Regions from separate parts of the Homo sapiens genome. Here region 2 is linked to region 1. A link is a contact called in ENCODE Hi-C or POLR2A ChIA-PET data. All regions are on one chromosome and are shown on one strand. The core of a region is the stretch at or near the end of the contact, and the rest is flanking DNA. Distances in the headings are between cores, read along the strand shown.

Region 1 (3,695 bases), core at 53-2,552:
GGCCCCATGCAGAGCTGGCAGGTGTGGTGGGGCAGAGGAGGGAGCGGCCTCAGAGAGACGAGGCAGGGAGGGGCTGGGGAGCCGCCTGGAGCAGCCCCCACCCCCTCCCCAGGACTCAGCACAGTCCTGTGGAGAGGAAACGCTGCAGAAAGGCGGGGTCCTGAGGCTTCTGGAACCTGCCTCCCCTGCTCACAGCACTTCAGGGCCCTCGTGGCGCTCAGATTGGCCCCTTCACCAGCCCCTCGACGTCCCTGTTCCTGACACTCCAGGCCTGTCCTGGCTTCCAGGCAAGGGCACCTGCTGCTCCGACGGCCTCCATGTGGGAACCTGTGTCTGGGACTTGTCTCTCTGAAGCAGAGGGGGCTCCCTGAGGTCAGGGCCTGAGCTGGCTTAACTCAGCACGTCCTGTGAGCACCTGTGCCAGGACTGCCAGATTTAGTCAATAAAAATACAGGCTGTCCAGGGAAGTTTGTATTTCAGAGAAATGGTGAGTCATGTTTTTTTAGTATACTCCATACTAAAGACTGTAATAGTTCAGGGCGCTGGCTGAGCCCCCTGTAAACTTGGCACCTGGATCTAATTCTGGTCCTGTCCCAGCCCACTGGGCTCAGGAACCTAGCAAAGCACAGATCCCACTGCCCGATACCCGTTGTGGGTCCCGCCACCGTCAGAGGTTTACATGTATTTGGTGTTTATGTGAGATTCAGATTTAACTTGGCACCTTGAATTTCACCCAGCAGCCCTAACCCAAGCCCCTCCTTTGGGTGAAGCAACCTCATCCTCGAGCCCCGATTCCCTCATTGGAATGGGATTAACAGTGCCTGCCTCAGAGAGGTGACTCGGGACACGACCGTCGGGTATGGAATCCAGCCCTGCACAGTGGGTTCCAAGTGGGGCCCCAAGGCAGAACCCAGAGCGAGGGAAATGGGAAGGTGCTGGGCCCGCGTCCCATGGCCTGGGCCACCCCTGTGATCGATGGCTCTTGAGGTGACTGGAGCCCTTTTGGCTGCCGGGACAGGAAGGGAGGGAGGGACTGGTGGCCCCATTCACACTGTGCTGTGAAAAGCAGCAGCCCTCCAGCCATCACTTCTGAAACTGGGCGAGGAAACAGAGTGGCATTGTCCTTTTGTCTGCTGTGACACTCCGCATGTGACCCTGTCCCGTGAACGAGCAGATTCCCGCCACATGAGGGGGTAGGGGCTGAAGCGCCAGCAGCTCCATGCCCAGCATTCAGGCCCCACCAAACAAAAGCCACCTCCTAATTGCCCTGTTTGTTCTGGCACGAGGGCTGATGGGGGTGCCTGCGGAGCTCCCTGTCAGCCCGGCCTGGAGCTGGTTCCCAGGGCCTTGCACCTTGTCCGCCCAGCCCCGAGCACGGCTCCCAGCCTGCGGCCAGTTAACCCTTGGCTGTGGCTGCCCTGCCTGCCTGCTGGGCACCTGGCCAAACCCTGGATCCCAGAGCTGTGCCCTCCTGCTGGGAGCTGGGATGATCTAACCCAATCCGTGCCCAGACCAGATGGGGAGCAGGGCCAGGTGAAGAAGCAGGGCTCAGGCTGGCTGGACAGGGAGGCTGCATCTCACTTACGTGCTGTGCAGCCTTGGGTAGGTGAGTTTGCCTCTCTGAGCCTAAGGTTCCTCATCTGTAAAACAGGAAGAACAACAGTAAAAGGACTGGAGATCACGTGAGGCATGGTGATCCTGCTGGAGTGGGTGCTCAGTAAATACAACTCTGGTACAGTTCCCAGATCTCTGAAGCCGGGAACAGCCTAACAAGGGGTCCAGCCAGGACTCCTTGTCGGGACCAAGCTGGCTTGTGGACAGAAGGGGTGGATGGGGTGTCAAGGTCATTGGCCAAAGGCAGCAGAGGGATCTAAGGAACAGAGTCCAAAGAACAATGAGCCTGAGACCCTGTGCCCTTCACTCCTGCCCATGCCCAGAACACCCCCACCTCCCATCCTGCGTGAGAGTTCGGGGCTCTGGATGACTTCCCCCTGTAAACTTGGCACCTGGGGCTAATTCTGGTCCTGTCCCAGCCCCCTGACTCAGAAACTCAGCAAAGCACAGATCCTGCTGCCCCATACCCACTGTGGGTCCCACCACCGTCAGAGGTGGTGACCTTAGATACCTCCCACCACAGCTTCCTCACCCCAGCGCCCCAGAAGCTCATCTCCCTTTTCCTGAGAGGCCTGCCCAACCTCTGGCAATGTCCCGAGAGGCTGCCAGAGGCTGGCACCCCACACCCCTCAGGAGGAAGCCCGCAACCTGCTGCAGATGCTGAAGGTCACTGGGGCTTGTGGCAGTGGCCGGAGATCGGCACCGACTCAGAGCCAGGAGTAGCCAGAGGAGGTGAGCTGGCGGGATACTTGTCTTCATACTCCATCGTCACTTTGACCCCTAAAACAGAGCACCAGCTCCCCCCACACTTCAAGCCAGGCACCTCCCACCCCACTCTTTCCTCCAGGAAGTCATCACACTGCTGGGTGCCCACCTGGAGTGCTGCCAGGCCCCACGTGCCCGGGACCCTGTTGGCCTGTGTGCGATGTGGGAAAGTGATGGACTGCAAGTTGGGGGCCTCAGGCAACTCCGCTCCTGCTCTCCATGCCCACTGTCCCCAACCCTAGAGTGAAGGGGTCAGAGTTCACCTTCAAGCTCTGAAGTCAGGGCAAAGGGGCACAGAGTGAAACGCAGTGGGTGCCGACCCCGGCACCCTTGGCCAGGGGCAGCTCCCAGGGCGGATGGCAGCCGGTAGCCCTCCCATCCCAGGCTGGGGCCCTGATGCTCTGGAGGGCAGGGTCCCTCTGACCCGGCCAGGCGGCAGCAGAAACGGTTCTGCCTCTGCACATGCCTTGCTCAGCTTCTCCAGGCCTGTTAAGGAGGCCAAAGGGGGCAGGTTGGCAACTCATGGGTACCAGGCCAAGCTCCAAGACTGAGCAACAGATAAGGATGGGGAGGAAGGGAGTAGCCCCCCCAGGGCAGGAAACACAGAGCAGAGAGACAGAAATAAAGCATGGAAAGCAAACAGATGTCACCAAAGCAACTGAACTCGTGAGTGCCTGGAAGGCGTGTACATGTGTGTGTGCATGTCAGGTTGGGTATCTGTCCTGACACCCGTAAGATAAGGAGAGGGGTGCTGTGGAGCCTAAGAGATCCTCCCCCAGACATTCTGTGATTCCTGGTTTTTGTTGTTGTTGCTGCTGTTGTTTTGAGATGGAATCTTGCTCTATCACCCAGGTTGGAGTGCAGTAGCGCGATCACGGCTCACTGCAACCTCTGCCTCCCAGGGTTCAAGCGATTCTCCTGCCTCAGCCTCCCAAGTAGCTGGGATTACAGGCACCCACCACCATGCCCGGATAATTTTTGTATTTTTAGTAGAGATGGGGTTTTGTCAAGTTGGCCAGGCTGGTCTCAAACTTCTGGCCTCAAGTGAGCCACCCGCCTCGGCCTCCCAAAGTGCTGGGATTACAAGCGTGAGCCATCACATCCAGTCATCTGTGATTCCTTGACACACTGATACAGTAACACTGACGGTCACAGCTAAGGCCAGCTGTGCCGGGGCTGTGCCAGGTTCTAGGACCTTCTGTATTTGTTCCTTGAATCTTCACCCACACAGAGAGGTTAGGAAACTTGCTCAAGTCCCACAGCAGAGCTGGGCCCCCTCTGGAGCCCTCGGTCTTGCCTCTATGCCATGCGGCCCT
Region 2 (3,672 bases), core at 42-2,541, 580 kb after region 1:
CGCTTTGTCGCCCAGGCTGGAGTGCAGTGGCGTGATCTCGGCTCACTGCAAGCTCCGCCTCCCGGGTTCACGCCATTCTCCTGCCTCAGCCTCCGTGTGTGTTACAGTGACCTACAGTATTTAGTACAGTCACATGTGGTCCAGATTTGTAGCCTAGGAGCAATGGGCTATGCCATATAGCCTAGGTTTGTAATAGCCTAGACTATTCAGGTTTGAGTTCACTCTATCACCTAATGGCACATTTCTCAGAGTGCATCCCCATGGCTAACTGACGCATGACTATAGTTGCGCTCTTATATTTAGTTCAGAATTCAGAACCTCTGCTTCCCTCCTGAGAGCCATCTCTGACTGTGCCAACTCAAAACAACTGCCCCCTATTTACCCACATCCCTGGACCTCCCCTCAGGGGAGTGTCTGAGTGGGCATAGGGTCTGTGCCCCCAGCTCCCTGCCCTCACCCTTGCCTTTCTCCCCACCCTCCTAGAAGTGAGTGAGTGTGGAACTGCAGGGCCCTGAACGGCCCAGGGCAGGGCATTGCTTTGCCTGACTTGCTGGGGGCCTTGGGACAGCCCCTTGCAGAGCAGGGAGACTTGGCTGGGAGATCTCCAACTTTCCTTCCCGCCCTCGCTTTTGGGGAGTCCCATGACTTGCTGTGTGACCTTCAGGGCGGGAGGAAGGGTTGAGAATCTGGGTGAGGCTCTCAAGGCTCAGGAAGGAAAGTACGATCGCTGCTTAAAAAAAAAAAATAGATTAGTTGCTGCTTGAAAAAACAAAAAAGCGTAAACCAACAAAAAAGCATAAACCAACAAAAAAAGAAAACCTGCTAGCCAAGAGCCCACCCCACCGGTGGGGGCAGCCTGGGCTCTTCGGGGCTGGGCAGGAGGGTGGGCGGAGGCAGGTGTGTCTGGATGACAGCCGTGTGTGGGAGAGACTTCATCTGGCATCCTCGCTGCCTCCTGTTCCAGCCCAGCCTTGGCTCTGATGCTGGCCCAGCCTTTCCCATGATCCCCTGGGGGGAAGAGAGCTGACCTTAGTGGGTGCCTCCTAGGTGCTGAGTACCTTCATTTACTCCTCCCAATTCTTCTCCAGGGAAGGTGCAATGCTTCCCATGTTAGGGTTGAGAAAGGCAGTTTCTGAGGAGTGAACTTATTTCTGGAGTCACACAGCTCCTAAGGGGAGGGGCTGCAGTTCAAACACTGGGGACTCCAGGGTCCACGCTTCCAGGGGGAGCCCGGGGAAAATGCTGGAGCTCCACGCTGCTGGCCCGGGGAGGCCGAGGCCCCAGCGCCCTGCGGAGAGCCTGCTAGGGCCTGGTGGGTTGGGTTATAGCACCCCTCTGTGGACACAGCTGGCCCTGTGATAACCTCAGCTGTGCACTGGAAAGGGTGGAAGGTAAGGAGGGGGCCTTCTGCCTCAGTTCGTCTCATTTCTCCTAACCTCTGTCCCAGCCTGACGCTGATAACCAGTTCCTGATCTCTGGGCCTGCAACCTCTTCCAAAAAGTCACCATTACCCCATTTCCCAGTAAGCCTCCATTAGCCTCAACCCCAGTCTCAACACTCGGCTTCAGCCTAGTTGTGACCCACAGCCTCGGTTGTGACCTCTCCTAATTCCAACTCCAAGTGCTCACCCCAGCCTCCCTCCCTCCCTCTGTCCCTCCCTCCCTGCCTCCCTCCCTCTTTTCTTTCCTGTCCTTTTTTTCCCTTTCCTTTTTGACAGGTTCTTGCTCTGTCACCCAGTCTGGAGTGCAGGGACGCAATCATGGCTCACTGCAGCCCCAAGCCTGGTCTCAAGCCATCCTCCCGCCTCAGCTTCCCACATAGCTGGACTACAGGTGCACATCACAATGCATAATGTGATAATAAAAAATGTGTTATCACAGTGTGATAATAAAAAAATATTTTATTTTATTTTATTTTATTTTGAGACCAAGTCTCACTTTGCTTCCCAGGCTAGTCTTGGACTCCTGAGTTCAAGTGGTCCTCCCGCTTTGGCCTCCCAAAGTGCTAGAATTACAGGTGTGAGCCACCATGCCTGGCCCAGGCTACTTGCATTACAACCCCAGTCTCAATTCCAAATCCACATCACTTTCTGCCCCAGTCACCTCCCTGGCCCCCTGTGACCTGTTGTTCCTGAGGAAGCAAGATGGGGTCAGATATAGGAGGACAAGAGTCCCTGGACCTCTCCTAAGGGTCTAGGGGGCCAGTCCAGCCCAGGGAGCCCTGGCCTTAAATGGACCTCCAGGACCCTTCAGGTGTGCTGTGGGCAGACCTGACTCAGGAGTGAGGAAGCCGCCTGCATGCCAGGCTTGTTGAAAAATTCACTGGGTTGCCAGTTAGGGAGGAATCCATTCTATTTTGTTAGGATGTGGTTGTACTGGAAACATGGGCTTTGTCAGCAAGACCGGAAATGCGTGGGTGAGGGCCTGGATCGTGACAGGAACTCATTTGGGAGGCGGCGGGGGGGCAGCCTGTCCGACCTCACTTCCAGCTGCCCTTCCTCCCCAGTGGGCTGGGAGTGGGGCTTATCCCGGCATTGGGGTCCCCTGAGATGGAGACCTGCAGGAGAGGGGCAGGAGCTGGGGGAACTTGCTGGATGGGGAGCGGAGTGCTTGGAGGGGTTCACAGCCCTGCAGGAGCCCCACTCAGCCAGCCCACCTCTAGACCCGTGCTCCCCAGACACTTTATAAAGTACTTGGCTCTGGGCTGGGTGCAGTGGCTCACACCTGTAATCCCAGCACCTTGGGAGGCCGAGGTGGGCAGATCACTTGAGGTCAGGAGTTTGAGACCAGCCTGGCCAACCTGGTGAAACCCCATCTCTACTAAAAATACAAAAATCAGCCAGGTGTGGTGGCGAATGCCTGTAATTCCAGCTATTCTGGAGGCTGAGGCAGGAGAATCACTTGAACCCGGGAGGCGGAGGTTGCAGTGAGCCAAGATCATGCCATGACACTCCAGCCTGGGCGACAGAGTGAGACTCTGTCTCAAAAAAATAGATAAGTAAGGCCGGGCGCAGTGGCTCACACCTGTAATCCCAGCACTTTGGGAGGCTGAGGCGGGCGGATCACGAGGTCAGGAGATCGAGACCATCCTGGCTAACACGGTGAAACCCCGTCTCTACTGAAAATACAAAAAATTAGTGGGGCATGGTGGTGGGCGCCTGCAGTCCCAGCTACACGGGAGGCTGAGGCAGGAGAAGGCGTGAACCCAGGAGGCGGAGCTTGCAGTGAGCAGAGATCGTGCCACTGCACTCCAGCCTGGGCAACAGAGCGAGACTCCGTCTCAAAAAAAAAAAAAAAAAAAAAGTACCTGGCTTTGCCATCTCCATGGCCCATGGTAGGATTGTCCTAAATGGGATGCCCAGTCCCAAGCCACCTGACTCCTGGTGCTGGGCTTCTGTGGGGCCACTGGGACCAGGACTTGTCCCCTCTTCCTCCTGATTTAGCCTCATCCAGGCCCCTCTAGGGACTGTCCCAAGGTAAAGAATCCCTGACTGAGCGCATAGCTGCCTAGGAAGCCTGATCAAAACGCAGACTCCTACCCACCCTAGAACTTTTACTCCACAAGTTCCTAGGGAATTCTGATCAAATTTCAGGTTTGGGAACCACTGGCCTGGCTCACTGCACTCATTTTACAGGTGGTGGGGAAACAGGTCTGAGTGTCCCGGTCACCCAG

The links. Hi-C counts contacts between places; a loop is a spot of excess contacts on that map. ChIA-PET counts read pairs that join two places held with the same protein, here RNA polymerase II (POLR2A).
Region 2: a map of K562 shows a loop between it and region 1 (2.3-fold over the local background). The contact joins two enhancer-like sites. A Hi-C loop is called at or near these places in 1 of 168 maps with a recorded cell type or tissue (K562). POLR2A ChIA-PET finds 5 or more read pairs at or near these places in 1 of 52 experiments (activated T-cell).

Annotation. Positions count from the first base shown.
Region 1 is chr1:19,066,054-19,069,748 of GRCh38, forward strand. No RefSeq gene overlaps it. Among named protein-coding and RNA genes, the nearest start is that of IFFO2, 110 kb to the left of the region's middle. RefSeq lists a silencer at 2,382-2,676. Within about 2 kb of position 1,303, at least 12 of the 41 ENCODE cell types and tissues checked have a DNase peak (open chromatin) inside an H3K27ac peak, as active enhancers do.
Region 2 is chr1:19,650,005-19,653,676 of GRCh38, forward strand. The region is part of intron 1 of MICOS10-NBL1 (MICOS10-NBL1 readthrough); the gene reads left to right. All of the region lies in intron 1 of NBL1 (NBL1, DAN family BMP antagonist), which reads left to right. Among named protein-coding and RNA genes, the nearest start is that of NBL1, 7.5 kb to the left of the region's middle. RefSeq lists an enhancer at 421-1,038. Within about 2 kb of position 1,292, at least 20 of the 41 ENCODE cell types and tissues checked have a DNase peak (open chromatin) inside an H3K27ac peak, as active enhancers do.